7 separate regions of the Mus musculus genome follow, and all the other regions are linked to region 1. A link is a loop called in an ENCODE intact Hi-C map of the cell type or tissue named here. Cell type or tissue: heart. All regions are shown on one strand. Links, peaks and the distances in the headings refer to the core of each region. The heading gives the core; the rest is flanking DNA. Region 1 has its middle 5.6 kb from the start of Gm35192. Region 2 overlaps 2700003A03Rik (a long non-coding RNA gene). Region 3 overlaps 2700003A03Rik (a long non-coding RNA gene). Region 4 holds the start of Iqca (IQ motif containing with AAA domain). Region 5 holds the start of Gm34930 (a long non-coding RNA gene). Region 6 holds the start of Ackr3 (atypical chemokine receptor 3). Region 7 overlaps Gm28722 (a long non-coding RNA gene).

Region 1 (4,370 bases), core at 266-4,265:
ACTTGAATGGAAGGAACGGATCTTGCTGGCAGGGACCATCCTGCCAAATGCAGCCTACGGATCCAGTGCAATCCCAATCGAGTTTCCAGCTCCTTTCTTCACAGACATAGGGGGAAAAAACCTAAAATTGTATAAGGAAGCACAAAAGATCAAGGCAACCAAAGCAACCTGAACACAAAGAAGGCTGTGGAGGGTATTGCTATTCCTGAGCTTAGCTATGCTACAGAGCTATAGTGATAAAAGCGCCTTGGTGCTGGCTGACACAAAATAAAAACAGACATGTAGATCATGGGGATAGAGCTGAGGTCACGGATGTAAGCCCATGCTACTACAGCCCTGACTGTTGAAACGTATTTTATTTGTTATGTGTGTGAGTGTCTCGCCTGCATGTCTGTGTGTACACCACATGTATGCAGTGGCCATAGAGGACAGAAGAGGACATCAGATCCTCTGAACCGGGAGTCACAGATGTATCATTGTGAACTACCATGTGGCATTTGCAAATCGGACCTGGGACCCCTACAAGAGCAGTCAGTGCTCTTAACTACGAAGCTGCCTCCCCAGCCACTGCCACTTTGACAAAGAGAACCAGGGTCCTTCTTAACCAAAGAGAAGAAAAACAGGAAACAGATTAAAGAATGGGAACACACACAGTTTGATAGGAAAAATGGAGGTGAAAAGACCTAAAACCCACTAGGAACATAGACAAAGGCCTGGACAGACAGACCCTCAAAGCACACACTAGGCACAGAAGAGCAGAAACTCTGCTCCATTTGTGGAAGAAAAAAAAAAGGTAAAAAGGTAAAACTGAAATATGACATTTTCTCCACATTTCTTCAAAAGGGTGTCTGTTTAAGCTGGGTGTGTGTGACACAGGAAAAGGAAAGGCAGAAGGATCCTGGGCACTAGTTCGTCCTCAGCTCCTTAGTGAGTTCAAGGCCAGGCAGGACTATGTGAGCCCATACCTTGATCAAACCAGAAAGGAAAGTAGGAAGGTGCTTTTCCTGTGTGTAGGAGCCAGGGAAGGGGCTCCAAGATACACTCCAAGTTCCCCACAACCATGTGACGAATCAGATTCTCTCTGTCCTTAACTTCCACCCCGGTTTTCATTTGAAAACATTTTAAAAGTTGCCTTGACACTTTCCAGGTAAAATCCTGGAATGTGAGAATCAACAACACCCTCCTGTCATTGCTGCAACCACAAACACTCCCAGAATGGGCTCCCAGAGCGCTGGAGGTTGGAGGGATGGAAGGACTTATGGAAAACATGCAGTTCCATGGACCATGCGACCCAGTTTAATTCCTTAGCAAAGCTGTTACTGTGAGTTTATGGACAGAGGAATAAAGGATACTTAGAGAGATACAGACAGGGGAAGCCAACTAGTGCTCCAAGTGTCCTCTGTCCTGTGCTCCAGCACATGCTGCCCCTAGCCTGTGACTTAGAGCTTTTAGTAGGAAGATCACAATGGGTTGTTCTCAATAGGAGCTTGACAGGACAGGAGAGATAAGTAGGGGGTAGATGAAACTAGTGTCCACCTGCAAGCAGGAGGTTGGATGGTGCCTCTAGCTCAAACCTCAAACCTTCAACCTTCTTGTGAGCTCCCTTGGGCTTTCCCATTAAATACCCGGAGCATTCTATGAAATTGTCTGAAGCATCCTTTTCTGTGGGTTGCCCTGGAGGATAGGGATTCACTGTGTGACTTAGATGATGAGGAAGGGCAACCAGCCCTGCTTACCTTTTGCATAGTCTTGTGGGATTTCCTGGAGGCACTTTAATCAAGAGGCACGGGGCTTTCCTCTTCTGCTTTTGTTTGCTTTCTGATGCTAGAACAAAATACTGGAGGCGGGCACATTATCACAAAAAAGAGGTTTACTTCAGGGTACAGTTTGAGATGCTGTCTGTAAACTCATAACAGCTTTGCTTGGGAATTGGGTGGCTCTGGGATGGGTCTGGCCCCTAAGCTGGGAATGGCAGAGTACGGTGGGTTTATATCATGAGCATGCAGATGTGAGAGGCCAGGATAGGAGAGGCTGCAGAGCTGGAGTCTGGTAATGGGTTTTACTAGCAGCCTCAGACCATTACTTCCTGCTCCTGGGAAATACAAAAGGCACCACAAGGTGGCACTCATCACAAAGTCTCTGACCAGGCAGAGCTCGGCCATGGAAAAACTGATGACTAATTCTGGATTTGCAAAAACAAGGCAGACAAAGGCGGTTAGACTCACCCTAAAATTTGTAGTTTGATTGGTATAATTCTTAGTTCAGCTGAGACTGAAGAGTTGGCGTCTTTGAAAGTGACCTTCAGACAAGGAGTGTGTTCAGCCACAGAGATGCATATACATTCACATATATGTACTCGCACGCATGCTATCAACTAACACATGTGCACACACACATGCACACTTACATATACACCCACATGCACACACACACATGTGTATGCACACACATGCATGAGTACACACACACACACACACACACACACTGCCTTACATGACCCCAGCTCTTCCTCAGGGCGCTAGAAGAGGGTGAGAGTCAGGTTGTGGCACCTCAGGTCGTCCTGTGACAGTGTTATAGTCCTCAAACCACAGGGACATGGAGGAGTTTGGTTTCAGGCAAGAGTTACCCCCTTTCTAGACACCCACTGCGTATGTGTATGCTGCTGGCCACCATCCCATCCATGGTCCCTGACTGTCCCACCAAGACAGGTAACAAGGATTCAGACAATAAGAATCACAGTGACTTGCCAGGGCCCAGTGTGTGCCACCTTTGCCCCCTGTGTGTATTTCTAGAATTTCCCCACCCTGAGCGCCTCTGGCACAGCGAGAGTCTATGTCTGAGCTACTTGGCTCTACAATGCATGGAGAGGAGAGGATCTACTCTGAAGACCTGGGCCCATCTCACACTATCAACATCCTGGTCTCTCACCTCAGTGGGCAAAGCAGGACAGTACAGGGAGACCCCGCCTTACCCATGATTCCTCCTTTCACCACAGGACTTCAATGACACCAACGTAGGACCTGAGGGGCAGGTAGTCTTGGGTAGGACAGAGTACGAAGGGCCTGAGACACCATGCATCACCTTGCACAGGTCAGAGCCAGCAGGACCTACAGCACTGTGAAGAGGCCCAGCTCTGAGCATGGCCACTGCTCTTGTTCCATCACTGTCTGAACTGTCTGTCCTCTGTGTCCCCACTGCTGTGGGATTGGGACCACATTCTAGTGCATGACACAGAACTGGCCTCAAAATTGAGACTTCATTTCACTGTCTAATTGTCCCCGAGTTAGAAAGAAAGAGAACTAAATTGTTCGTGTTTCTACATGTTTTGTGTATTAGTGGTGAATGGCGATATCGGGACAAATGCCTGCAGGAGATTGCCACTGCCCTAACAGCATTGTAGTTAGGGATTTCCCCAGTCTTAGGTAGAAATTGAACTCTCTATGCAATAGTGGTTCAGGTAAAGAGCAGGTGACCTGAACGTGAGTAATTTGCTCTGTCTGACTCATTATCAGCTTGCCCCACAGCACACAGTGTGAAGCACCACACTAGCTCTTTTTCCATGAGAGTGTTGTTGTTGTTGGAGGTGGTGGTTGTTGTTACTGTTGTTTTAACTACCCCTGGTCCCTGGTCTGTGCCATAAGTGCCATAAGTGCAACTTAGTGGGCTGGGGACATCTGCATTCTGACCTCTTCACGTGTCCTGTGTCCCTCAGTTCCCTCTCTTCTCCTTGGCACCTTGGCCACGATGCTCGCTCTCCCAAACACAGAGTGTAGTCAGCAAACGGATCCCTGTGCATCAGCTGCAGGAGCAGCCATGCGGGTGAGGAAAGGCAGTGGTCTGTGGCTGTCACAGCATCTGAAGTGGAGTGGAGCCACTGGGCTGCAGAGAGAAACAGTGCAGGCTGTGGGAGATTGTTCTGGAACCACCCTGCATGGCCGGACCAGTGTAACAGCCTGCTTTGTCTGTAAGAAGACTGCCTTTCTTTTAGCAATGCACACTGGAGCTGCTGGGCCTGACCTTTAGACCAGCTTGGTATGATAACCGAGCTCTTGGCCCACCAGGGCTCACCAGCCCCTAGCCTTCACTCTGGACTTCTTTGTTTAATAAGACTCCAATGTCTCTTTGTTTCTGAACTTCTAAGAGACCTCCTTGGCCTCTGTCTGTCCTCCATGACAGTTCCAGCTTTGCAATTAGTCCCAGATAGAAATCTTTCGGTTGGTTAGTCATCTCTGTTTCTTGACCTTGACAATTCACATCCGGGCAGCCTAGGGATTGTGGTACATCAAACACAGTGATAACTCAAAGCACCCAGAAATCACGAGAGCCAGAAATTGGGTGAGACCCTACTCTGTGAAACAGATTGGCAAAAG
Region 2 (4,370 bases), core at 103-4,102, 310 kb after region 1:
GACAGTGGTTGCTGAGAGAGCCTTCTACACTAAATGAGTTGCATATTTTCTGGAGACATAAACGGGGGATGAATAGAATATTATCCAATAAAGCAGCACATGGGCATGGGGGGCGGGGGGGGGCTTCAAACACACTCTTTCCACAAATGACAAGGCCATCAGGATCTGCTGAGACCAGAACGGAAAATTAGCAGCATCTGACTGGGCCTGAGGAAGAGGCGGGCATTGGATACACTGATGTAAACAGACCAGCTGCATAGTCGGTGCCCTCCGCGGCCACCAGCCAGTGCCTCAGAAGAGCAGGCATGACTGCAGAGCTAGGAGCTAGGAGCATGTGTCTCATGCTGAATGGCTTCCAGGAAAGCTACTTCAGACTCTGAGGAGAAAGGCGACATAAACAACCCCTCTTGAGGTAGTGTCTGTCAGACATAGGCGCATTCAGGAAGCTACTGCCACTGGGGAACTGTGGGCATACATTCTGAGTTCTGAAGTTGGCCTAGGCTCTGGCCAGGCATTGCTACTGCCCTATGGAAAGGGACGTGGGAGAGGGCTGAGTGGCCTCCACTACAAACAGCAGAGAAGAGGAGGGCCTTGTTAGGCCTGGGACTTGCCCCAGGAGAACTGGCTTATGGTGAAGTGGGAACAGCTCTAAAGGCTAGTCGTGTTACAGTGTGCCTGGAGGGCTCTATGGGGACCAGTGAGGTTGTATGCCTACAATCCTTAGCACTAGGCCCCGCTGGCAGCCAGAAGTTTCTCCGGTCACTATATGCAGAAGTCCCCTCAGCACCCTTGGTCTCATGCAGGATTCTCTGCACAAAATGGCACAGGCCTTGGGTAGAAAGTGCTGCCAGTCAGCAGAGCTCCTTGTCCATTGGAGCTAGGTCAGGCACTAGCATCAGTGACAGCTTATTCCAGAGCCCAGTGATCCCACAACACCCTGTGCAAGTCACAAACTCCTGAGGGCCAGTCTCTTCCTTGGATGAGCCAAGCGTTCCTAAGAGAATCTTATCCTCTGAATTTCCCTGGGCTCTTAAAGAAACTACCTCAGCCTCACCTCCTTTCCACCATGGGTGAGACTATTCCTGTAGTAGATGCTACTCACCCATTTCCTCCTGCTCCTTACCAGTGTCAGGGTCAAGGTGTGCCTGTCTTTAGCTGGGCCTGAACTCCTGAGCAATATGGAGAGGAAACCCAGGCATGTGTTCCTCCTTGGAGTGGTGAGTTGAAGCAGGAATTGCTGTCAACAGCCATACACACAACACACATATACTAATACAGATGCACTCATATTTGCACGTGTGCACACTAAACACGTATAGACCCACACGTATGTGGACTTGTGCAGAGAACACACATGGAGTAAACTTTAGCACTGCACACTGACAGCATAGGTCCACTGCCCACACCCCTGTACTTTGAAGGTGACTAAGGGCACCCCATCCTCAAGGCCGGAGGGGTATGCTTGCTTGCCATTACCTGGGTACTACTAGGTCTGTTGAATGAGAAGTCAAATCACCTACACGCTTCCTGCTTTTATTCAGTTCGGTTCATCCTGAAGAAGAGCAAAGCTCCCATACAAGAAACAAACTTCCGAAGTCTAGCCACACCCTGCCCAGCAGGCTGCAAAGGACCTCCGCCCGCTAGCAGGCAGAGTTCGGACTAGTTGCCAAGATCTTCCTCATGCTCCAGCTCATGTGAAAGAGCTAAAATGCCCTGCTGTTGTTTGACCTGCCTTCATGCCGTTAAAAAGAAACTACCAGGAGCATCCTTCGGTTCATCATCTGCACAGCTGGGCCATTTCCATTTCAAACACCAGCTTGGCAGCTGAAAATTTCACCACTCCTCCCTCTCCCATGACACCAGCAGACTGTTCACCCCCTCCATGTCGGAATGTACGTGACTCATCCCAAGATGGCGCCACCATGTTACCGGCAGGCAGATCCTCAGGCTTCGAAGTATGTTTGCGTCTTCTCGCCTAGCCTACTCACCACCAGCAGCTCAGGGTGTGCCATCTGTTGAGCATCTTACACCCTCTGCACTCCAGCCAGAGCAAATTCCAGATGCCTCCTGCTTCCTACTCAGCATAGGTGAGAAGCTGCCCCCCACCCCATCCTCAGCAGCCCAAAGTGTGGCTGCTCCCCCTAGGTCCTGCCCACATCCTCACTCAGCACTGAAGTGGAAATGTAAGGGTTTTTTTGGAAAGTCGGTTGTGTTGGATGGTGTTTTGCTGGGGCAAACATGTAAGGGAGTGTTTTCCTGAAGTGGACACAGGTGAAAGACTAAGGCAGACTTATGAAGGACCATTTCATTGAAGCAGACACAGGTGAAAGGATGTTTTACTAAAGCAAGCACATGAAAGGACACATGATGAAAGATTCTTTGCTAAGGACATTTATGTATTGGCCCACCTTACATTGCGCAGCTGAGCTCCATCTGTTGGAACTCCATAGAGAGAAATGCCAAAAAAAACTTCTGGTACTGTGCTATAGCTACTTGCAGCTTCCGAGGACAGGCTCATTGACAGAGTGATGTCAGCTGAGATAGATGCAGGTGCCGAGTCACGTGCTAGGGAAAGATCCATGGAGAACACATGAAATTTAGAGATAACACGAATAAAACTTGATAGACAGTGACAGAGACTGAGCTTGGCTTACTTGTGGAACTAACTATGCAACAGCTTATGGGGCTCTCGACTTTGCTGATGTTTGCTGAGAGGCACAGCTAAGAACTTCTTCTGATGACCTTCCTAGTCCTTCCTGCTGACTCGTGCCGACACTGAGGCCTGGCTGTCTCTGCTGGGTCATGCCACCATTGCTGAGTCATGTTTACTGTCCCAACTCTACCAAACTGGACTACTGATATATCCATAAAATGTTTACCAGTAGACCGAGCTGCTACTAAATAACCTGTAAACTAAACTGCTGATTTCCAGACAACACAGATGGAAGCTGCTCAAAAAAAACCAAAAAACAAAAACAAAAAACAAACAAACAAAAAAAACAAACTGGCTAACCAGGTCCACTTCCCCTGTATCCTTTCTTTTCCACTACCTCTGGTGGGTGGTGGGCTAAAGGGGGAGTTAAGAACTATCATTTTTTAAAAAATTAAAGTTAGATAGCCCTTTGGAAGTTGGTTGAAATAATCCTGGGAAAGGCAGACAAGCTCTGTGACAGACACCTGGAAGAAGCACCCAGATACAGCCACATACGAGGCAGGGGGAAAGCTCGAGGGGCTCGTGTGTCTACTTGGGGTCATAGAAGAATTTTGCGGGTTTCAATTTTAAGATTTTTCCTACTGGAGCTGGAGAGATAGCTCCAGAGGCCACCCTTCCAAAGGACAAGTTCATTTCCCAGCACCCACACTGTGGCTTACAGCCACCAGCACTCCAGTTCCATGGGATCCAATGCCCCAGTAGCTGCTTTCTATCTTCCCAGGCTGCATCTATCCTGTGGTTCAGCTTCACTCAAGCAAGCTTGGATCCAGAAGCTCAAAGTACCAAAGGGTTGATGGATTCCCAAGGGTTTAATTCCCCAAAACATGAGGGGCCCCATCCCATTGTCATCAGATCCCAGGGCTGAACCTTGGAACCAGCTCTGGCCCTTGCAGCTTTTGCCCTCAGACTTGTAGCTTCTGCCCTTAGACTTGTAGCCTCTGCCCTCAGACTTGTAGTCTCTGCCCTCAGACTTGTGGTTTCTGCCCTCAGACTAGAAACCTCTCTCCTTCACTTCCTTCTTCTTGTCCTTGTCTCTTTCCTCCCTCCCTCCCTCCCTCCCTCCCTCCCTCCCTCCCTCCCTTCCATTCTTTTCTTCCCTTTTATTTGGGGGCAGAGGGGACAAGAGTTTAAGATCTCAAGTTCTCATTCTATAGCCCAGGCTGGCCTAGAACTTTATCTAATTCAAGATAGCCTTCAACTTGTGGCAGTCCTCCTGCTAAAGCCTCCCCAGTGCCAGAATTACAGGCATGGCCCTCTACATCTGACTTCTTTCTGTTTCTAAGTTAGAGTCCTGCATGGCTTTGCAGTTTTAAATTATTAGACAGGATCTTTTCACTGACCTGTCCCCTACTCCTTACCACTGCTTCTGGCTCATTACTCTGGTCCTTGATGGCACAGTGACCATGGTCCTCACATCCTCCCAGTCAGGCCTTGGTCAGTTCCTTTGCTTTGCTCTCCCCTTGGCCAATCCAGCCTCATTTCTGCATGTGGACAAAAGCCTGTGACTCATCCAGGAGCCATGAGCCCTGGTGGGCACAGTAAATTGTTGGAACTCAGGATGGTTACTTGTCACAGCCTGTAGGGCACTCAGGAACCCATCTGGCTGAGAGGTGTGTTATTAATGTAGAGCATTATCATTACAGCAACAACCACGGGG
Region 3 (4,370 bases), core at 249-4,248, 300 kb after region 1:
CCCCCAACCCCTTTTCATTTTCCTCCAACTGAACCCCTTGTTGTTAACATGTCCCCATCTCCTAGTTTGCTTCATGCTGCTATGATACATCACTGACCAAAACCAACCTGGGAGAAAAGGACTTGTTTACCCCACTGGTGGGTTGGTGCTTTGTGATGCTGGCTGCCATTACAAGCAGGCTTTCCACTGCAGCTGCAGTGACTTTTCTTCTTTCTCCTTTGACCCATACCTGAGCAAATCAAGTTCAGACGACAGGAACTTCCCCAGAGCCTGATGGGGAGGGACAATGAGGTCCCCAGTGTCACCACCACGTTTCTTTACAGAACTGAGATTGGAGAGTTGGAAGTGGCGTTGGTGTTACTCATTGAAGAGAGTGGGAGGCAGGAGAATCCTGTGAGTTCAAGGCTATCCTGGGCTATCTCCGGAAGACTGTCTCAATAAGGAAGGTGGGAAGGGAAAGCGCAGGAGAGATGGGGGCAGGGGGAGAAGATGGCAAAGAGGAAAACAGGGGAAGGCATAGAAGAAGAAAGAGGAAAGGGGGCATTTGAAGAGAAGGAATGATGTCATAGGGTGGCCTGAGCACAGAAACCCTTCCCAGTGGGGTGAGGAAGCAGGAACCATTCTGCTCAGCTTCCTCCAGGCAGCTCCTCTAGGGCAAGCTCCCTCTTCCACCCCTACTTCCTTCAGCTCCTTGGCAGGGGTGAGGGGTGGGGTGGAAGTGGGTGAGGGTGGGGCAGGGGGTTACCTTCAGGCCTGCAGCTTCCTGGGCCCCTCACCACCAGAGATATTCACATGTATACAAGTCAGTCTGGGGTTGTTTGTTTGTTTGTTTGTTTGTTTGTATGTTTGCTGCTGTGACAGAATACCACAAGCTGAGCAACTTTCAAACAAGATAAATGAATCTCCCTACAGTTGTGTGGAGCTGGGAAGTCCAAGATCAAGAGGCTGTGTCTGGTCAAGGCATTCTTTCTATATCATATCATGAAAGTCAGACAACGAGAGGGCAAGAAAGAGACAGAGGAGTCTGAGCTAGCCCTTTCCTTAGCCACCTCCATGATAGTGTAACAGTAATAAGTCACTCACCAGGGCAGTGGCCCCACGGGCTGAAAGGTTCATAGCCTGTATACTGCAATGGAAATGGTTGTGACGTGACTTGGGGGCAAGCCATGGAAACATTGCAGCTTCTCAATGTGATGTCAGACAGATTCTCTGCTGAGACACCAGGGATGCAGGGATGGCTAACAGGGTCCCCAGCACCTGTGCTTTGACCCTGAGATTCCCCTAGCTCTCTGTGTTTCCTGTGGAGAATCCCCAGGTCTTGCTTTTAAATAAGAACTAAACTTCAAACCATTTCAAATTATTCAGAAGTAATCTGTCTGGTGCAAACCTGTAATCCCACGGGTGGGATGGTTTCATTTTGAAGGCCAATCCTATGGAAAGAGAGAAACAAGAAGAGAGGAAGAGAGGGCTGGGGGAAGAGGAGATGGAGGGGGAGGGAAAGAGGGAGAGGAGAAAGAGGAGAGGAAGAAGGGGAGGGGAGGGAAAGACTGAGAGGAGGGAGAAAGTAGAGAGGGAGGGAGAGGGAGAGGGAGAGGGATGGAGGGAGGGAGGAAGGGAGAGAGAGAGAGAGAGAGAGAGAGAGAGAGAGAGAGAGAGAGAGCCTGCCTTTTCTGTGAAAACATTAAAAAGGCCAGCAAACCTGATATAGGTGAGTGACCTTCTATAGAGATGTTTCTTTCATTGTTAATTATAGTAATCATAATACTATTGTTAAGGACTTTAGGAACTACCAAGTGGGTAAAGGTTTTTGCCACTAAGCCCACCCATCTGAACTCATTTCTCAGGACCCACATGGTATCAGGCAAGAACAGATTCCCAAATTGTCCTCTGACTGAATGGATATATATGCCTTGGAGCAAGTCTCCACTCCCATACATACACACAAAATAAGTAATATCGTTAAATTAAAAGGGAATTCTAAAAGGTCTCATCCATGATGTCATCATCATGGTACCGTTACAATATGCCCACAAGACTAGGATATCAGAAGTCTGAGGGACACACACATAGCACTAGATTGATCTGTGCCTCCATGGTACCCCAGATGCTTCCAGAAAGTGTATAAGTGATATACAGACTTCTGCCTCTGGGGTGGGTTGCAGGTCTTATGTTCTGCTACCTTTTGTTTATGTGTCTGTGTGCTTTGCCAGCAGTATGTCTGTGCACCACATGCATGCAGTCCCTGTGGAGGCCAGAAGAGGGCGTCACATTGTCTGGAACTGGAGTCACCAACTGTTGTAAAGCACAACCATTAGGCTGCTGGGTGCTGAGTTCTAGGAATCAAACTCAGGTCCTCTGCAAGAGCAGTGAGTGGGTTTGGCCTCTGAGCTATTTTGCCAGCCCCTATATTTTATGTTAAAAAAATGATTACATATTCTGGGACCTGAACTTCAGATGAGAAAAGAAAAGGGTATGAAAAAAATATGGAGGTTGTCAGGACATAGTGTCTCTAGTGTCAATCTGCCCCAAGGGACAGCTAAAGCTGGGGATTGTGAAGGAAGGGCTCTCATGCATGAGAGCCCAATCGTGGCTGTCACAAGACACTGGCAGAGCCATCCTTTCTGCAAGGACATCTGCCCAGCAAGTGTTCAACCTCAGACTAATGTCACCCTGGTTACTGATCCTTATTAGACAAAGACTGCTGTGTCAAAATCTCTGCTATCCTCGGAGTTCTCAGTCTGAAGGATTTCTCCCTGGCGCACCCTTTTGAAGATGCCAAAGCTTACACAGCGCACACTCCCTTTGTAATGCTTTACTGTCTCCAAACACAGTCACTGGGCCACATTTTGTTTTAGATTGACAGAAGAAAAGAAGTGAGGAGAGCCAGGGGTACCCAAAGGAAGGGAGGAAGGGAGGGAGGGAGGGAGGGAGGGAGGGAGGGAGGGAGGGAGGGAGGGAGGGAGGGAGGGAGAGCCCTGTTCTTCCTTGAAATAGCCGCAGTCAGTTCACATAAGTAGGCTCCCAGGATCAGCATAGGAGTAGTCATCTTGTGTCCTGTTAACAAAGGTCCTCACAGTGACTTCCTGTTTGGGAAAAACACAGATGTGTGTAAGTGTGTGTGTGTGTGTGTGTGTGTGAAATAACCCCTAATTCCCTGCTGGACAGTGGAGTGGGTTGTCTGTTGGTGCTCGTTTCTCCAGCCCCTCTCCAGTCTGCCTCTGTGTATCGCTACAAGAATGACTGCCTATCATATTTTGGGGTATGCATTCCTTTGATTCCAACCAGTGTAAAATGTTCCATCCCATATTCTCACACCAAGACCCGTCTCCTTGAGAACAGAAGAGCCTTTTACCCCAAACTCACGGCCACTGTCTCCCTCAATGAGGGTGTGCTCAGCACCATGTGTGAGCAGGGGCAGAGCCCCCTTTCCAGACACAGCCTTTGCCCCAGAAGCCATGCCTTCTGGCTCAGTAGCAGGAACACAGGCTCTAACCTGCTTGCCACCGGCACAGTCTAAAGAGAGTCATGCTGAGTTTCTACATGGAAGTGTCTGCCTACAAAAGCAACAAGCTTCTCCATCCACTTGAGGCTTACCACCTCCGAGGGCCAGCCAGAGAGAAGTACAGCCCATGAGAGAGAGACACCTCCAAGTCCTTCCCACCCCACCCCCACCACAGCCACTCAGCCCCATCCTTCCAGCCATGTAGCCTTGGAAACCAGAACAATTCCCCAAACATCCCAAGATTCCCACGCACTCAGGAACTCTCCTGGAGATGGGTGGGGGACAACAGCAATTGTTTTTACAGATGAAGGGACCAGGAGAGAGCAGGTTGGAGCCCGTGGGTTACTTATAGCTGGCCCTCCAGCTACTCTACACAAACCCAGGGAGCGGAAACCTGAGTGTGAGCTCAAAACAGGTCAGCAGGGCCTTCCTGGCCACTTCCCCCAAAGATCTATAGAGGCAGCCATGGCCGTGGAAGCCCTCCCCCATGGGCAGAAAGGCAAAACTTATCCTCCAGGGACCTAGGGACGCAGCACAGCCTCTGACCTCAGGGAGCAGGCTCAGGGTGTGGGCCGGCCAGATAAGAAAGGGGAGGAGGGGCCTGGGGAGGAGAAACCAAGGGGAGTAGATAGAAGCCCAAGACTTTGAGACACTTGTTTTCAATGCATAGATTCTCAGCATAACGAGCAGACTGTGTACTCTGCCCACAACATGCCCTGAGAATGGCCAAGTGCTGCGATTTTCTCTCCCATAAGCCCTAGGTGTGCTGGCTGAGGATTCAGCAGGAGTACACTCTAGTCAAGAGGGTGTAGACGCCCTTCTGAGTGCAGATCATCACAGGGCTCAACTGCCTTCAGTGGTGCCTGCA
Region 4 (4,370 bases), core at 256-4,255, 430 kb after region 1:
TGGCCTCAATATCCTCCTTGCCTCCTTCCCTAACATCTACCCATTTCCCAGAAATAACAAGCAATATCAAGGCAGAAAACCCTGCACCAGGTATCCAAGGGACAAACACCAAACACAAGAGGACAGTGACTTCCTGGGCTTGATAGACAGCCCTGAGGAGAAGACAACCAGGTAACCTTGATCCAAAAAGGGGGTTAATCCCCCCAGGGACACCACCACTTCTAGACTTCCAGGGATGCCTGGGTCCTGCTTTGAGCTTGATGCGCCTTCACAGATGACCTTTAAGCATTAGATGCAAGCATAGCTCAAGTGGACCTCCACAGGCATCTGAGCCTGTTCACTTTCAAGAAAGTGTCCTTCTGTGGTGACGGCCTATAGCCACCCCCACCCCATGGTCACTCTTTCCCAAACTCCATGAAGGCTACTAACTCCAGCAAAGTGTCTCTGTCTGCTGCCCTATCTGGCTTTTCAGATGGCAGTGTAAGTGTCTATTTGCTCCAAAGAGAGCAAGAAGTAAAGCACCCTTGACAAGGAGCTTGGCAACTGAATGCTGAGGCTGTGCGAATCACTAAAGGCAGTGGATGCAGTGGGCTTTCTGCATTGTCCCCTCAGGGAGCAGTGCTGGGTGTCCCTGATGGATGAATAGCTGAGGACCCACTGTTTTGGTCTCACAGAAACCCAAAACTTTAACCAAGACAAGTGTTGGTACCCACACTGAGATTGAGACCTTCAGCTGTTTGTCCCCTCGTCAGGGCTACTTAGGGCCTGACCCATAATCATTTGACTTCTCAAAGGCACCACCAGGAAAGGTGAAGCGGTTCCCATCTTTACAAGGTGGGAAACTCCAGGTGGTCTTCGAAGACCAAACAGCTAGTGATACACATCAACTCCAGTGTCTATTTGAGTGTGGCCTTGAAACTAGTTGCTTACACCCCCGGCTCTCAGTTCCACCTTACATAACTGTCCAGTGAGGTGGTGGCCAACGTCACAACACTGTGCCTGACACCCTAGCGTCAAACTCGGAGCTGCGTGCACTATTTGCTATCTGAGCACCGTGGTCAAGCACTTTGTTTTGATGAGCTTGTGTGTGTGTGTGACTTGCATTGACTTCATACAGCAGCTGGCACTGCCCTCTCCCAGCTGAGCGCTGACTGAGTTATTCCTTCTACCTCCGCCTGGGAATGCAAGTAGATCAAGGTAATTTATGAAAGCTCTTATGGTCAAGCTGTGGGGTCCTGAGTTCTCTCTTGACATTTAACACGCTAGTTAAGGTCCTGATGGTTTTCCTATTTGAGCACTAAGTGGCTCCCACTCTCCCCTCGAGAGCTTTGCACTTTGTATTTGGCACTGAAAGCACTTGTTGCTGACAGCCAGCATGGCTCCTGGTGTTGTCTTGCCATCTCTTGGTTCTCCCAGAACATAGCAAGAAAACTCTCTCTCCCTCCCTCCCTCCCTCCCTCCCTCCCTCCCTCCCTCCCTCCCTCCCTCCCTCCCTCCTTCTCTCTCCCTCCTTCTCTCTATTTCCCCCATCCCACCTTAGATGTCTCTTTGTATTTCCATGAATTGTGGGCGGGCACATAGATAAAGGCCAGAATCAACATCAGGTTTCTTCCTGGACTGCTCTTCACCTCATTTATTTTTTCAGATGGAGTCTCTTCCTGAGCCTGGAGCTCACAGAACAGACTAGATCGGCTAGCAGTGCACACCAGGGATCGTCTTGTCTGCACAGGCTTCAAAGATGTGTGCCACAGAACCTGGCTTTTCCCCATGGGTGCTAGGGATCAAAAGTCAGGCCCGCATATTTCTCCCCCAAGGAATTAACCAATCTCCAGAGCCCTAGAAGCTCCTCCTCCCCCGCCCCCCAGGAACACCAGCTAACCCTTTTGAGCAGCCCATGAGTCTCCATCTTACCCAGCCACAGTCACTATGGCTGATTCCGGCTCCTCGAAGTCAGGACATGCTGAGTTGTGCCTGGCCTTTCTCAGCTTTTCCCAATTCCTTTCTCTGTTGAACCCTTTCATCAAAAAAACATCCCTGGGACCCTTGGTGTGTTGTCTGGCTGGCTGCTTTCTCCACAAAGACTTGGGGAACTGGGCCTAGCATAAATCAGGACTCCATTGCAGCCTCTAGATGGAGGTTCATACTGCTACAGGGTTGGGGAGAGGTTCGTACCTCCTTTGTTCCCTCCCTCGATAATGGTCTGTGGTTTGGGTCTGTTGCTTCCTGCGTTGGCTCTCCTCTTTCCCCTCTCCCTCTTCTCCACTTTCCCCCCACATTTTCCTCCCTCCCCGAATCCTGTCTCTCTATTGTGCGATTCAGGGCATGCCCCTAAAGGAACTGCAGATTCTTTGTAAAGTTTGCCACTAAATTTTAACGTTAACTAAGAATGAAAACTAAGAAAAGCCTTTTTGCGGGTCGCTGACGGCTCACATAAACAGGGCACTTCTCTTTTATGGAGTGCCGGCCTCTGCGCTTGCCAAAGTGCGCAACTTCTGCACCCACTCTGAAGATGGGAAGATGTCAGAGACTCCAGACAGAGACAAAGCAGGACCTGGAGAGCCGGACGTAGCTCCTCCCACCCGGTCAGCTGCAGAACTTGCCTCGCCCCTAGCTCCTCGCGCCCTGCCTTGCAGTTGCCACGGAAACGGAAACATAAGCAGGCACTGCTCAGATGTAGAGTTCCTGTTGCTAGGGGCCACCTGAAGACGCTCTAGTGGGAGAAGTGGGGTTCCAGAGCCCGAGGCAGCAACCGGAGCGAGGGAATCCCAGTCAGAGCCTGCTCTCCAGGAGGGTGGCCACAGGTCACCAACCCTGCCAAGCCTCTCCCTGCCCTAAGAGACAGGCTGTCCTCAGTCCCTGTTCCTCCCTCCAGAGGAATCCCCAACCTCTGAAAACCTCTAGGGGGAGTTCCCCCAACTTCGGCAGTAGGCCAGCCTTTAGAGGCCAAGGAAAAGCTTTCCTGTGGGTGAAGGAAAGACAGAAAGAGGCCAACCATGTCGAACCTGTAAGTGGTGGGTTACTATTGCCTTAGTGGGGGGGTCGCCTGGGCAGGGTGGCTTCTGCCTTTCCCCCTCCCTCCTCCCTCCTCCTTTTTATCTTTTATCAAGTTCAATGTGCCTCAGAAATGACTCTCCCTGTCTCAGCAAGGAACACTAGACTGTTTCCCTCCTTCCCCAGGGGAGGACCTCCAGGCCTTCATCACATGTCATGGGTGACCGAGGTGGCTTTTCTATTAGTCATGAAGGGGTTGCTTGTGGAAACACCAGTCCCTAGATCGAGCTCCAGAAAGATCTGGGGGAAGCAGCAATACCCTATTTCCCAGCCCAACCCCGAGGCTGTTGCCCTGTGTGTGTCTGTCCCCACCCTGTGTACCTGGCTCTGCACTTACTTCACATTGGGAGCACACGGTATGGCTTGACTGGAGTAAGTTTCAGGGCCCAGCCATGGCCACAGCCATCCTGTAAAGCTGTAGCTCTGCGTGCTGTTTCCATCTTGTTGAAGAGACATCCTCATGGGGCAGTGGCTCACAGCGTCAATGTGTAACAGCTGTATACCACAGCTCCAGCTCCAGCTCCAGCCTACCCCCAGCCTCCCAATACTGACTTTCAGGAAACCTAAGCCTGGAAGTGAGGAGTGGGGTGTGGGGAGACCAGGAAAGCAGACTGCATGCATGCAGCCTGTGGAACTCGAAGGAAGGCTGTTGAATATCAGCTCTTAGCTTCATAGAGATGAAGTAGGAACTTGACAGTGTGGACCCAGGATGGTCCATAGGAGACACAGAATAAGTGTAGGTAAGAGGGCGAGCCCGGATCAGCGGGAAGAAGAGCTAGCACGGCAAAGGATCCAAAACCCCTTCCTCCATGGGAAAATGGTGGAGAGAGAGAGAGAGAGAAAGAGAGAGAGAGAGAGAGAGAGAGAGAGAGAGAGAGCAGGCTCTACCCAGTGATCCTGGCATGAGTCTATGAAGAGGCAAGACTGGAAGCCACATTAGCAGCCTAAGGTCTCTGCTCGTAACTGACCGTGGAGTGATGGGCCAGAAAGATCATTCTGGACATGGGAGAGGGGAGCCGGTGCAGTGAAGGCCTGAGAGTTTCCCACAGCAGAAAGGGATGAGGCGGTCGCTGTGACGGAGGACAGGGGAGGCAGGGAGTTTTGAATGGAAAAACTCAGCTTACAGAGCTGGAGAAATGGCTCAGCTGTTAAGAGCATTGTCTGTTCTTCCAGAGGTCCTGAGTTCAATTCCCAGCCACTGCTTGGTGGCTCACAACCCTCTGTAATGGGACCCGATGCCCTCTTCTGGTGTGTCTGAAGACAGCTACAGTTTACCAGTGTACTCACACATACAAAATAAATAAATCTAAAAAACAAAA
Region 5 (4,370 bases), core at 96-4,095, 340 kb after region 1:
ATCTGTTGTTACAGTGTAAGATCCCAGTACATCCAGCCAGGCACATCATCATCCCCCATATTTGCAGCCTCCCAAACCACTAGGAATAAAGTTAGTGTCCCAGCATGCAGTGTGCAATCAGCTTCCTGTCTTCCTGCCTGCTGTGTAGATGGAAGAACTCAGAGCTAGCTGGCCACAGAGCCTACCTCCAGGGCATCCTAAGTGATGGATGTTGTTTCTTTCACTCCTAAGGTGCAACTTGCTTCCTCCTCCAGACACCCCTTGGCTCCCACCCAGCAAGTGTCAGTGCTGACTCTCACCATCTCGGTGGCTAAGAAAGCATCAGGTTTAAACCAGGCATCAACCGCTGTACTCACTGGGCAGCTGACATAGCTTGCAGATCTGCTGATCCTCCTTCAAGCTCTCTCTGTCTATTGTTGGCAGCTCGCCCTTCCAGGTGTGGCCTGCCACCTACTGCCTCTCTTAGTCTCATCTGTGCTCCAACCAGGGACTATACAGAGGCCCCATGGGGTTGTGTAGTCTGGAGGATGAACATAGGCTTGAGGTCTGGGTTTCCCTCACAGATTTTCCATGCGTCCCCCACCCCACCCCCAGCCATGCCCCCCCCCCCAGAATGCCCATCCTCTGCAAGTGAGATTTGCACCCTCAAGTTTCCCTCTGACTCCATTCCTCCACCAGTGCTCCTGGGACAGTGGCTGTCACTTTTCTGAAAGAAGTCAAGAGGTAGCCCCACTGCCTGGGCATTAATGGCTTTCTGCCTTCCCTGGCTCTCAAGCAGGTCTCAGGATAAGGCTCTCTCTGTCCCTTCTACTGAGCCATGGCAAACTCTGCCTCGTGTTATCTTGGCCAACCATTGAACCATCCTCCCCCTATCTCCTTGTCTGCAGTTTCTCATCTCCCAAAGGCACCTGTCCCTGTCACCAGATGACCAAGCTGTTATTTAACTTACATGTTTTTACCACCACCCTGTTTCTTTCAAGAGAAAAAAGATGCAATGACTCTTCATCCTCTTCCCCCATTGTTCCTGCCTCCTTTCTCTGCCCTGCATGATATCTGGATAGCTTCTCAGGCCAGAGGTGTATTCAGCTCGCCAACCCCTCCCCCAGGCCCAACACTTCATTCAACCAGCACAGAATTCTCCTCCTTGGCCAGGCACCCTGGACTCTCCTAGTCTATGATTGTCCTGTCCCCCTGTCTTATTCAGCCCACGTCTCCCAAGGGCCACGGGAGGCTGTTTGTACGCCTGTCACCCACTCAGTGGTCAGCCTGAGCCTTCCTTGGGAGCTGACAGGGGCCAAACTCTTTTCATCTTTAAATCCACAGTGTCTGGCTCACAGCGGACACCCCCTGGTGATGGATAAGTGAATGAATGAATGATTGATTGAAGCAGCCTGCAGCCTGGGGTCCGTCTCCTCTTCTTAGGAGACAGTTCATTGTGTGCTAACTCGCCAACTCCGAAAAACAAATAACTTTCTAAGAACGCCACAACCAAAGCTCTTAATGGGAGACTGACGTGTGTCCAACCAGGCCAAGGAATGTAAAGCTCTCTGGGCCCAGCACCATCCACCAGTGTGTACAGGATTAAGGCCCTGGAAGTTTCAGAAGGGAGACAGTGCCGTCATTGGTCCAGCTTGCCCCAGCATCAACTCTAGGAGTGCTTTATACCTCAGTAGACATCTATTTTGCAAGTGAATATAATTAAGTATGAAGGGTTCCCTCGACCCTGGGACACACATAGTCGGGGAAAGTTAGACTGCCTCCTGGACAGACTGACAGGGAAGACAGTTCAGAAAATAGCTCAGCATGTGAGTTTCCCATCTGCCCTCTAATCAGCTGTGAGAACTGGGCAGCAGCTGGAGAGCAGGGACATTTTTGACCCATCCTTGAGAGCTGGAAAGCCTAGAAAAGGAAGCCAGGTCCTGAACCATACAGAGTTGACTTGTGGGTCCTTTTGTCCCCCAGATTGTAGAGATGAGAGTGGAACGGAACCGAAAGCCTGGCACCTGTCCGGGCTTACTTCTGTGTGTTGAGGCCCGGGCACCTTTGCCTCCCCCAAGGTCAGTGCAACCTATGCATGTCGTACTCCCTGAAGGTGGCACTGTGACCCTAAGATGAATCAGAGCTGTCTGATGCAGCTCTCCTGGGTTGGCTCTCCTAGGGGGCTTGAGAGAGCAAGGCTGGGAGGCTGCGGGACAGCCTATAGGAAGCAGCAGCACCCCACCTTGCACCCCATGCATACGCATTTGCTTCTTCACATAACTAGTGCTTATGGAACCCATACTGACTGCCAGGCACAGTCTCAGACACAGACAGGCCACACCTGACCTTTATCTACCCTGGCTTCTCTTCTCCTTGGTTGCTGGTTACCCTGACAGCATACATCCCCAAACTCTGCCTTATTTGTCTTCACAGGTCCATCTTCTCTACCACCAGTGTAGAGGAGCTGCCAACCACCATCTTCAGTCTTCTCTCGTACTCTGAGCTAAGCTGCATGCTGCCCCATTCCTACAAGAAAAAGGTGTCCACATCGGATCCCCAGAGCATGTGTGGAATGCCTCTTATCCTGACGTGTGTGTGTGTGTGTGTGTGTGTGTGTGTGTGTGTGTGTGTGTGAGAGAGAGAGAGAGAGAGAGAGAGAGAGAGAATGTGTGTATGTGTGTGTGTAGCCAGGAGACAGCCTCAGTTGTCGTTCGTCAAGCATGTCTATTTTGTTTTGTTGTTTTGAGTTACTTGTTTTGGTATTTTGCTTTATTATTTGTTTAGGTTTTATGGGTTTGTTTTTGTTTTTTGTTTGTTTGGTTGGTTTTTGTGAAATTTTTTGGTTGATTTTTGTTGTTTGTGTTTGGTTTTGTTTTCACCACATAGCCCTGGCTGGCCTGGAACGCCCTATATACACCAGACTGGCCTTAAGCTTAGAGACTCACTAGTTGCTGCCTCTAGGCTCTAGGAATAAAGGTATGCACCATCATGCCCAGCCTCCTACACTGTTTCTCTGATTTTCTTTGATGGTTCTGATTAGACAAGGCTAGGGGCCAGCAAGCCTCAGGAATCCTCCTGTCTCTGACCCCTGCCCCACTCCACCTGAGCAACTGAATCACAAGTGCATACCACAGGAGCCTTTTTTTCACTTGTTTCTTAGACTCAAACTCATGCTTGTAAGGCAAGGTCCTTACTGACTAAGCCATCTTCCCCATTCCAAAATAAGAGTCTTAAGGAAAGACAGGCCTGGGTTATCAATGTGGCCACAGTGAGCATCTCGGCTACTTTTCCTGTGTCATTGTGACAGAGATCCCTGACAGAAACAACCTAAGGTGGTCATGGGGTTAGGGGTGGGGTATCTCTGGCTCACAGTTTCAAAGTGAGGATGGCATGGTGAGCAGGTTCCACCCTTGGTGACAGGAACAGGAGGCAGTGGCTGGCCTGTTGATGTCACCTCTGTTCCCAGCAGCTCAAGGAAAACTGAGAGGCACCCACCATACAAGCCTGATCCATGACCTCGGTGTTAGAAACCTGGAAAGATGCTTGAAGACCCAGAATGTCCCATCTGTGTCTGGATACCATATTCTAGGACATTCCAGCTGAAGATTCCTATGGAGCCTTCTTTGGTGTTGAAACAAGTTACCCTATCTCAGCAGGTTTGAGAGGGCATGTCAGAGAGCAGAACACAAAGATGTCCAGCAGAACCAGGGACAGGTGTCTCCTTCAAAAGCAAGATCCTGGTGCCTGCTTTGCCAGCATGGCCTTTAAATAAAGCCACAAATGAAGGAGCAAGCATGAGGCTCTGAGGGCATCTCATGTTCTGATCATAACACCATGTCCTCAAAGGGACAAGGCAGAGGGATGACCACAGAGGGGAGAAAAGGGCGTGTGCTGGTGACAGCAAAGAATTTCATGCTGAAGGAAGGGACCACAAATCAAGGAACACAGTAGATGTCCAAATGATGAGGAAGTTTGTCTCCTCATAACCCCCAAAAGAAGCCAGCTCTCCAAGCAGGCCAACTTCAGCAGTGGCAAAGATCAAACTTGGAGGATCGAATTGTGTTTTGCTTGAACCTACTGAGGTAGGGTAACTTGTTTCAACACCAAAAAAGATTCTATAGGAACCTGTGCCTTCAGCCAAGATGTCCTAGAATATGGTATCCAGACACAGAAGGGACATTCTGGGACACCAAGTATCTTTCCAGGTTCCTCACACTGAGCTTGTGGGTCAGGCTTGTTTGGTGGGTGCCTCTCAGTCTTCCTTGAGCTGCTGCTGGTCACAGTGGTGACATCAACAGGCCAGGTGCTGAAGAATTGCCCCCTGATGCAAGGATTGTTTATTTACACCATGTGACAGGGAACCCACCACTCCACACCCCTCGCATCCAAAG
Region 6 (4,370 bases), core at 283-4,282, 380 kb after region 1:
GGACAGAAGCCACATAAGACAATGTGATCCCAGCCCCAGGGACTTAGAACCTACTAGGAAACAAGAAAACTTCCTTTACAGTTTACTCTTTTTTTTTTTTTTTTTCCAGAAAAGTTTACTTTTCTGCAAAGTGTGGCCTGTGTCCCACAGAGAACTTCCTGGAGAAATTCTCTGTGGACTCAAGTCTGGAGGTAGGTATTTATCCAGCCTGTCTTCCCTATCTACACCTTTGAAAACAGTTCAGGGCAGCTGATAAGCCACGAGGGATGCACACATTAGTAACTAACGGGCTGTAGCTTGTCCATGCTCCAGCCAGTAGGAGCTGTGCTCAACAGCTTCCACTTGGGTCCTGTGTTACAGGCACAGTGTTTTCATTTGGCTGGGACAGTCTACAGAGAGCCTTTCACTGAAGCAGGAGAGTCTGACTGTCACCTTTGCAGAACCGTGAGGCCACTGTCCATCAGAGAGATGACGGCTGCAATGTTGCCCATTAATCGACCCCCCTACTTAAGTCTACTTGAAACACACACCCAACCAGCGTGACACCCACCCAGGCAAATCCTAGTCTTGAGTGCAGAAAGGGACTCTTGTCTATCCCCCAGTACTGAGCCAATGAGAAACAATGCTGTCCTGACCACACATTCATTGTGGCCCTGAGTGACCTCAGTTCATGTAAGTAAGGAACTGCTTTGAATTATTCAGGAACTCAAAGAAATAATAAATACGGAGAGAAAAATCCACACCCTGATTCTGATACAGGCCACCTATCCCCAGGGTTCTTGGCTGAATTTCCCACCAACACATGAGACAGCCTTCTACTACCATGGGAGCACTCACAGATAGAATGAATGTCCCATCCAGAAACCGGATCAGAGCCATTGTGCTCAGCCCAAGGGAGCAGAGCTGCATCTAGCAGAGAGATCTAGATGTTCCTGTACATACAAAGGCTGCCAGCTGGCAGGATAGAGCCAGAGTCTGCATTCCCACCAGTTTAGGACCTGGGCAAGACAATAGGAGGTTCAGGTTCCCAAGCCACACTAAGAAAGCTTAGGCTCTTCTTATATACCAACCTTCAGGCTGGCAGAGATGACAGAAAAAGACGCCAGCTATTTAGCAGACACAGCCTTCAAACGCAGCTTTCCCAAGCTGCCCAGGGCTCCACCTGGAGTGGCTCAAGGCCACCTGAGACAGTCTCCATATCTCCCAGCCGTGGGCTGGGAGAACAAAACACTGCCCACAGCCAACCTCCTTGTTCTCTGCAAAATTGTCACCATAAAATTCTACAGTCTCTGGGATGTGTTTATAAGAAACAATTTTTTTTTTTAAAGTGAAGTTTGAGGGAGTGTAGGCTAACCATCTCTCTTCAAACAATTCTAAGTGAGTGGATTTTTAACAAGGAAGGCATCAGAAGGCTAATCCCTGCAGAAAATATCCTTGCCCGACACCTGGTCCCACTTGCTTCTTTCTTTAGGCTGTTTGCTTCCATTGTAACAGCAGAGAGGTGCCCCAGTGCCTGGGGAGTTTGAAAACAGTCATTACTACTTGTCTATCAATTTTATCTAAGCACATAGATTTCAATTACCAGACTTTATGTTTGTTTATTGTTTATTTTATTCTGAGACATAATGTGTAGGCAACATAACCCAAGCTGGTCTCAAACTCATAGCAATCTTCCTGCCTCAGCCTCTGGAGTTCTGGAATCACAGGCATGCACCCAGCCTAACAGGCGACAAGAAACATTTTAATACCTGATTGTCCTTAAGAATCCCTGGTTGCTTAGCTGAAAAGTACAAATGCCTTTGGGGGCCCAAATTCCATTCTGTTTGCTACAAGATCTCAGAAAAGTAAAAGTTCTAAAGTTGTTGGGGCCCTTTCCCCCTCCTCCGTGACTCTAAAAGTTTATAAAGGAGTGGCCCTTCAGACTCAGCTCTGAGTAACTGCAACCAACTTCCCTGTGTAGATTTGAAAATTAGAGCACTCTGCCTCAAATCCTCACACAAAAAGCCACTGTTCTGACTAACCAGGGTGTTTCATGGTCTTTCTTTCTTCTTCTTCTTCCATTTTTTTTATCCCATTTAGAAAGCCTACCCTTGGCCAGCTCTGGGTCTGATTAGAAATCATAATACTTTCTTAGCTCCCTAAGGGTTTGCTAATAATACTGGATAAACTCCCCTCCAAAGCCCTGACTCAGTTAAGCACAAGCATGCAGCCGTGTAGCTTTCTGGAACTTTAAAATATATGTGTGTGATTGCACTGTGCATGCCCCTTTAAAAACAAACTGGAGGAACCCAACAGGCAGCTAGCAAGCAGTCGGACTTCCCCAGCTTTTACACCTCTGCTCCCAGACAGATCCTTCCAGCCCCTGCTGCCTCCTGGAGGCAGCAGCTGAGCTCAGCAGAGAGCAGCACAAAGTGTTCACCGCTCAGACTGGGGGAAATTAGAGCAAAATGTTTCCAAGCTGGAGCCTGTGCACAGCTCCCGATCGAAACAGGGTTTTCATTTCATTTGGGGCAGGCTTCTATTCAGATGGGAGAAAGACGGGGACTTGGGGGCTTTATCCATTTACAATCTGCAACGAGCCAGGCACAAAAAAACAGAACCACCCCCATCCCTCCTTTCTGGTCCTATCCATTGAGCTCCACATTCTCCTGAACTAAATAAAGACCACAAAGCCAGCATCTGCTCCTTCAAAGAAAAACAAAGTTTCCATACTGGCCACAGCACAGACTGGGGTCTCAGGGATGCCACTAACCCAAGACACCTTTAAAAAGATGCTTGATCCTACCTCACATCGAAACAATTAATTAATCTGTTTGTGAGCAAATGAATGGAGAGACAGAGAGAGAAAGGGGAAGAGACAGCCAGTCTGCCTTTCACAGTGCCTCATTTTCCTAGTAGCTAGCAGCCAGGAGTCTTGGCTGACCAGGATCCCCTGACCTCAGAGTCTCCCTCACTCCCAGCCACCCAGTGAACCTTTATGCACCCTAACAAAAGTCAGCAACACTCACAGTTCACTTGGAGAGTAGATTTAAATTCAAATACTAGATTTCTTAGTGTCTGCTTTTTTTTTTTTTTGTCCCAATTGAAGTTGGACAACACTTTCTAGGAGAACAATAAATACTCAAAATTAGATTAGCAGGGGTGCCATGAAGAGATAAGATGAAGAGGAGCTAACATTCAATTTACAACTTCCAGAATTCAGGAGCTGTGAATTAATCCATCCCCACCCCCCAGAGCACGGAGTTTAAACTCATCCTAGACTCAGAATGCTCAGCCCAGTTGTCTGGTCCGCTGAAGGATGCCTCTGGGCATATCACATGCCTTTCTGGAAGTGCGCTTGTGGTTTTTACAGCCAATCTGATAACCAGAAGTAGGAGTGGGCAAACAGTGATGCCAAGCTCACCCCTAAGCTGGCTTTGGGCAACCTCAATGGGGCATCCCACATTCTCTGCAAAGTTTCCCTGCTTCCTGGAACTTAAGTACTCACAGAAACAAATCAGAGTCCAGTAGCAAACAAACATACACAGAGGTTTCCCTCCACAAATGACTGAACTCAGATCCCCCAAATCAGGAGCAGTAGCTTGCAATGCAGGCATGCAGCGTGCTTTGAGCTTTCCAATCCGGACCTGCAGGCTCTAAAGCCCCCAGCTCAGGGATCCAAGAGTTCTCAGAAAAAGCCCAGTTCTCGTAAGAACAGGAGTCCTGCCCCTTGCCGTAGTTGCTCGGCAAAGCTGTCGCAGAAGCAAGGCTTTCTTACTTACCTCAGGGCTTCCTGGGCTGTGGTTTGCCTTCCTGACGGTGAGCGCTGCAGGCTCCTTCAGTGCTGAGCAGTTTGTAGCAACTGAGATCTCTCAGGGCTCCGGACTTGCCTTTTATATACACTGCGGGAAAGTGCCTCTAGGTGGCAGTTTTGCAACCCTCGGCTCTCCTCCCGCCCCTCCTCTCCCACCACAGCGCGCAGGCATGCAGGCTTGTACAGGCGCACACGCCCTCCTGTAACCCTCTCTAGGTTGTTGTTTCCTGCACAAACACATTCTTGGGAGCCCTCAGATCCCTCCCTTTGCAAAGGCTAGATCCTATTGGGGGAAATGTCAGCAGAAGAAAAACCAAAAGAAGTCCTAGGACGTTCCAAAATGATAGAATATTGATCCAGTCTCAGGTATAGCTTTTAATAATCCCATGAGCACCGGGAGTTCCTTTGAATGCCTGTAGCTTCAGGGAAGACTTTGTTCCCAAGACAAATTACTCTGAACTTCTGAACTTCGATGTTGGTTTGTCAAGCTTGCTCTTTCTTTGTCGATGCCTCCTGGACAGAAGTCACATTTTGGAAAGGGGACGATTAATCGACCCTGTACCGCCATCACCCAGAA
Region 7 (4,370 bases), core at 176-4,175, 91 kb after region 1:
GGCTTACACTTCCATGGGGCTGAGTCCAACATGGTGGGGAGCATAGCAGCAAGAGGCAAACACAGCAGCAAGAGCAGGAAGCTGGGAGCTCACATCATGAGCCTTAAGCAAGAAGCAGTGAATTGGAAGTGTCCAGAGTTGTTTAGCTCTCAAATCCACCTCTGGTGACATACTTTCTTCAACAAAGACCTACTTCCTAAACCTCCCCAGACAGCACTGCCAGCTAAGGATCGGGTGTTCAAATACAGGACCATATGGGGTACATCCTCATTCAAAGCACCACAAGCAGTACGGGTTGAACCATACTCTCTTCCTCTTTTAGGTATTTTGAAAGTTTTCTTTAATCCCTGTTATAATTGACTTTGTTCTGTTGTGGTTATTGTTATTATTGCTGTTGTTATTATTGTGTGTGTGTGTGTGTGTGTGTGTGTGTATGTGTGTGCGTGCAAGCACACACATGCTCAAGGGCAGGTATACATGAGCCACAGTGTACATCTAGGGGGCAAAGGACATTCCATAGGAGACAGTTCCATCTTTCTATCATGTGGCTTCCAGGGACTAAATTCAGGTGATCAAACTCATGCTACCTATGTGTCTTGCTGACCCGGAAGCCCTCCTACCAAGGAGAAAAGTTCATCTATAACTTTTAGTTAAAGCTGATAATGCAGATGATTTTCTTACAATCGGAATGTCTGCTTATTTTAACACAGGCCCCTTCATAATTCTTCAAAAGAAGTATGTTTGCTGCAATATTTGGGAACTGTACTTAAAAATGATTGCTTATTTAAAATTTGAATTCAGCTGAGCACCCTAGCTTTGATCTGCCATACTCCACATTGTCCCTGTATGGTACTGGCTGCAGGCTTTCGAGGCAGGGATTAGCACTGATTCTTGATCTTCAAATGAGGATACTCTTGCCCAAGAAGTTCACAGGGCTTTGTGCCATGGTGCTATGCTCCTGCTGAGTCTTTTCCTGCATTCTTGGGGGTGATCCCCAAGGTGTGGTAATCTGTTTCTGCTCCAGTGTTAGGGTGTGTTAGGGAAGCCACAACAGAGCACCACAGATGAAGCAGTTTAAACACTAATCATGCATATTCTCAAGGGTTCAGAGGTTGGATGACAGAGATCAGGTGCTGATTCTCCTGTCTCCTGGGCATGTCGGTGGCTGCCATGCTTGTGTCTTCATAACATATTATGATGTGAATTTGTGTCCCAATTTCTGCTTCTGAAAAGGTCGTCAGCTCAGGAACTTTGGGAAGGTCATGAAACACTCGCCCCTCCAGAAGGGGAAGGCTAATTAGCATTTCTCAGACCAAAGGGCTGGGACCGACCTGACCTGTGGGTGGGGACACATTCCACAGGACTGACCATTGCTCACCTTCAGACAAGGAAAGTCCTTGTCACCTCATTCCCTAAAGACCAATCAGTTTAAAGGGTGCACTGTTCCACCAATCATATTGTGCCTAGTTGTTCTCTGTTCTGCCCTTAGAAACCATATAAAAACTGAGCTGGTGCTTGGGGTCGCCGCCTCTCCTTCGGGTCTGGGACGACCCCAGTGCACTGGAACAATAAATTCCTCTTGTTTTTTGCATCGATCCTGTCTTCATGTGGTTCACTCAGGGAGTCTCCAGTAAGCTAAGGCTCCCCAGAGTCTTACAATTCCAGTTGAGCTTACCACATGGCCTAATTTAACCTCCATTACTCCTCTAAACCGTGTCCCCAGTCTAACTAGAGGCAGAGTGAGTTAGGACTTCCCTGAGGCAATCTGGTGGCACATGGGGTGGCCTGTGGCAATTCCCTGTTTCAGTTTCTGTTTCCTCAGGCATCCACCTCACCTTGTTCTCTGTCTGGACTGAGTGTCTGAGGTCCTGAGAACATCCCTTCTTCCAGGATTGGCACCTCCCCCAAGACCTTGGTAGGTCTTAGGACAGCCTGACTCCCTGTGGCCTCCTTCCCAGGGCACAGCTCCAGTTCTGGGTGGAGTTTCCTTGGCAGGGCTCTGGTCACTCTGGACAAATTCTCCAACATTGGTCAACACCCTTCTGGACTTCCAAAATGGATCATTGCCTGGAAACTTCTGTATGCTGCCTCACCCCACCAGGGCTGCCTGATGCAGGCAGCTGTCTGAATCACTCTTGAGACAGTCTATGTTTTTTGAGCCCTGGGCCATGGATGTCAAACCACCTTCCTAGGACTTGCCCAGTATACAGGCAGCCCAGCTCATAACATCTGACGTCTCAGGCCTCCGGATGCTCAGGGCCACCCAGTCTTCTTGACAATTGGCTTTTCTGACTTGGGTTTTACTTATAATCTATTTTGTCTAGACCTTAGTGCATCTAATGACTTGCAATGTGATTTTGATTCATTGTGATTGGCTTCTAGAATCTTCAAATGATTATGGGGACATCATACCATTCACCTAATCTCCTTGCACACTTTTCTTCTTAATGATGTAAAAACACATAAAATTCACCAGCCTGTGATGTATAATATAAGGTTCTCTTAGGATTTTAGTTGCTATAAAGAGACACTGTAATCACTGCATTTAAATGGGGGCTGGCTTACAGTTCAGAGGTTTACTCCATTAGTCCACTGTCGTTGTGGCAGGAAGCACAGTGGCACACAGGCAGACATGGTACTGGAGAGGTAGCTGAGAGTTCTATATTTGGATCTGCAGAGAGCAGGAAGAGAGAGTGACACTGGGGTCTGGCTTGAGCTTCTGAGGCCTCAAAGCTCACCCACAGTGACATACTTCCTCCAACAAGGCCACACCTTCTAGAAGTGCCACTCCCTATGAACCTATGGGGTCCTTTTTCATTCAGACTACCACAGAAGTTATAATTTCCCCTAGTCACCGTTATCACTGAACACCTGAAAGAAGATAGTTCAGAGGTCAAAGCCTTCCATACACCAAAAACAAAAATCAGAATGCAAAACCCAAAACTCTCATCAGTGATTTTTTTTTTTTTTTGGTCAATCATACACTGAAATGATGACAGTTTGGCTTGTTATATGGCATTAAATCAACCATGTGATTAAACCCACTTTGTCTAATTATATTTCCTGTTATTAAATGTGGCTCTGGGCATGTCACGTTGCACATGGGGCTGTCTGTGCTGTGTGCAATCTCCTTCTCTTCCACACTGTGCCCTATATTCGACGTGTCCCTCAGACGCCTATCCAACAATCTAACAAACCCATGAACGTCACTCTTAAAACACATTTTAATAACTGCGAGACAAGACCACAACGGTCGTCTGTGGTACACTTGTGTCTCAGATTGTCTTTTAGAAGTTCAAGCCAATTGTTCTGGATACTTTTCAAAATTATTTATTTTTTTGCCAAGTTCATAAAAACCCTTTTGGCGAATCCTTCTGCACAGCTATACATATTTTCTCCCCTCAACATGACTGCCTCGAGAATGCGGACCTTTTAATTTACTTTCCGCAGTTTTTGAAAATCATTCTTCATAGATAATGCACTGATGCACTGCTATAGGCCCCTGAACTTAGATGCTGTTGGTTTTGACGTCTTCATCTTTTGAGGTTAAACGGTCTGCCGCTAAGCACTGGTGACTGTTGCTGTCTGGGAGGGGTGCTTTGCTGCCCAGCCTACCATGTGCTGATCATTTCACTCTGTTTTCTCTGTCATTGTGAATTGAAGATGGTGACTTCCCAGTCTTAATAAATAATTATGGTGGTAGTGGGCATTACTCCCAAAAATAATTTGCTGTTATTGCTCTTAGGAATTTTTACCCCATTAAACTTGGCAATGCTCCTTCTCCTTGGCTCAGGTCGCCTTCAAGGACACCATTAGCGAGGCATTTTCCCTTCCCAAGTAAAATAAGCAGTCTGGAAGGCAGAATTTCCTCCTGGCTTTCTACAACCCATTCACTATAAAAATAAAACAAAACCATTAGTTTTTCGTTTAGAGACATATTTTCATAGGGTGACATGCCAGACTACAGACAGTCCATGATGCTTTGTAAAATTGTCAGTGGACTGTGCATAGATAGGTTCTGCGTTCCCTGCCCAGAGTCCAAGTTCAAGGGAAAGTGTGGGCTTGGCTTGCTGTCAGGGATAGATCTACAGTTAGGGTTAGGGTTGGAGAAACCTTATTTTAATGTTCTAATGCATTGAACATCCATTTTAAAACTAAAATCTCCGTAAACGTTTTTAAGTTACGGAAATCCTCAGTTAAGAGCTATCTTATGTTTTACATCAGTAGACAAACAAAGAGGCGATTGGCATTCATCTCGGAGGAAATGGCAAGCTCGGAATTTTTATGGAGCATCCAACTGAGGGACTGAGCCAGCAGATAACTGTAGCTCTCACGCAGAGATGGGAATGGAGCTGAGTTGCCATCAGCCA

The links. Peaks named below come from ENCODE experiments on the same cell type or tissue, not always from the same donor. Only the 100,000 strongest peaks of a DNase experiment are listed, where the experiment ranks them.
Region 2: a loop joins it to region 1, with 2.6 times the contacts of the local background. A loop is called at or near these places in 6 of 42 quality-filtered maps.
Region 3: a loop joins it to region 1, with 2.6 times the contacts of the local background. A loop is called at or near these places in 2 of 42 quality-filtered maps.
Region 4: it touches region 1 in a loop (2.5-fold over the local background); 4 of 42 quality-filtered maps call a loop at or near these places.
Region 5: it touches region 1 in a loop (3-fold over the local background); 4 of 42 quality-filtered maps call a loop at or near these places.
Region 6: it touches region 1 in a loop (6-fold over the local background); 24 of 42 quality-filtered maps call a loop at or near these places.
Region 7: it touches region 1 in a loop (3-fold over the local background); 8 of 42 quality-filtered maps call a loop at or near these places.

The regions. Positions count from the first base shown.
Region 1 is chr1:90,586,301-90,590,670 of GRCm38, reverse strand. No RefSeq gene overlaps it. Among named protein-coding and RNA genes, the nearest start is that of Gm35192, 5.6 kb to the right of the region's middle. In heart, for the core only: a CTCF peak has its summit at 2,115 (motif pointing right); a DNase peak (open chromatin) is centred at 2,100; H3K27ac peaks cover 2,404 bases.
Region 2 is chr1:90,273,589-90,277,958 of GRCm38, reverse strand. 2700003A03Rik (a long non-coding RNA gene) reads right to left here. Exons shown (of 4, transcript XR_003947931.1): 1 at 4,054-4,370; 2 at 2,409-2,565. Among named protein-coding and RNA genes, the nearest start is that of 2700003A03Rik, 2.9 kb to the right of the region's middle. In heart, for the core only: no CTCF peak of the experiment used is centred there; a DNase peak (open chromatin) is centred at 1,891; H3K27ac peaks cover 3,064 bases.
Region 3 is chr1:90,289,337-90,293,706 of GRCm38, reverse strand. 2700003A03Rik (a long non-coding RNA gene) reads right to left here. Exons shown (of 4, transcript XR_003947931.1): 4 at 2,937-3,083. Among named protein-coding and RNA genes, the nearest start is that of 2700003A03Rik, 19 kb to the right of the region's middle. In heart, for the core only: a CTCF peak has its summit at 2,245 (motif pointing right); a DNase peak (open chromatin) is centred at 3,916; H3K27ac peaks cover 1,814 bases.
Region 4 is chr1:90,151,799-90,156,168 of GRCm38, reverse strand. It overlaps Iqca (IQ motif containing with AAA domain), which reads left to right and starts at 2,733. Exons shown (of 19, transcript NM_001368722.1): 1 at 2,733-3,004. The coding sequence starts at 2,994. 4930434B07Rik (a long non-coding RNA gene) reads right to left here and starts at 2,677. Exons shown (of 4, transcript XR_878374.2): 1 at 2,431-2,677; 2 at 1,912-2,096; 3 at 1,536-1,774. In heart, for the core only: no CTCF peak of the experiment used is centred there; a DNase peak (open chromatin) is centred at 2,618; H3K4me3 peaks cover 951 bases; H3K27ac peaks cover 1,750 bases; H3K27me3 peaks cover 3,080 bases.
Region 5 is chr1:90,243,457-90,247,826 of GRCm38, reverse strand. It overlaps Gm34930 (a long non-coding RNA gene), which reads right to left and starts at 562. Exons shown (of 6, transcript XR_878384.1): 1 at 300-562. In heart, for the core only: a CTCF peak has its summit at 2,092 (motif pointing right); a DNase peak (open chromatin) is centred at 2,136; H3K27ac peaks cover 3,440 bases.
Region 6 is chr1:90,203,479-90,207,848 of GRCm38, reverse strand. Ackr3 (atypical chemokine receptor 3) reads right to left here and starts at 3,869. Exons shown (of 2, transcript NM_007722.4): 1 at 3,762-3,869. In heart, for the core only: CTCF peaks have their summits at 2,383 (motif pointing left) and 3,877 (motif pointing right); DNase peaks (open chromatin) are centred at 448, 938, 2,358, 3,888 and 1 weaker place; H3K4me3 peaks cover 4,000 bases; H3K27ac peaks cover 4,000 bases.
Region 7 is chr1:90,495,379-90,499,748 of GRCm38, reverse strand. The region is part of intron 1 of Gm28722 (a long non-coding RNA gene); the gene reads left to right. Among named protein-coding and RNA genes, the nearest start is that of Gm28722, 6.4 kb to the left of the region's middle. In heart, for the core only: a CTCF peak has its summit at 2,053; a DNase peak (open chromatin) is centred at 1,978.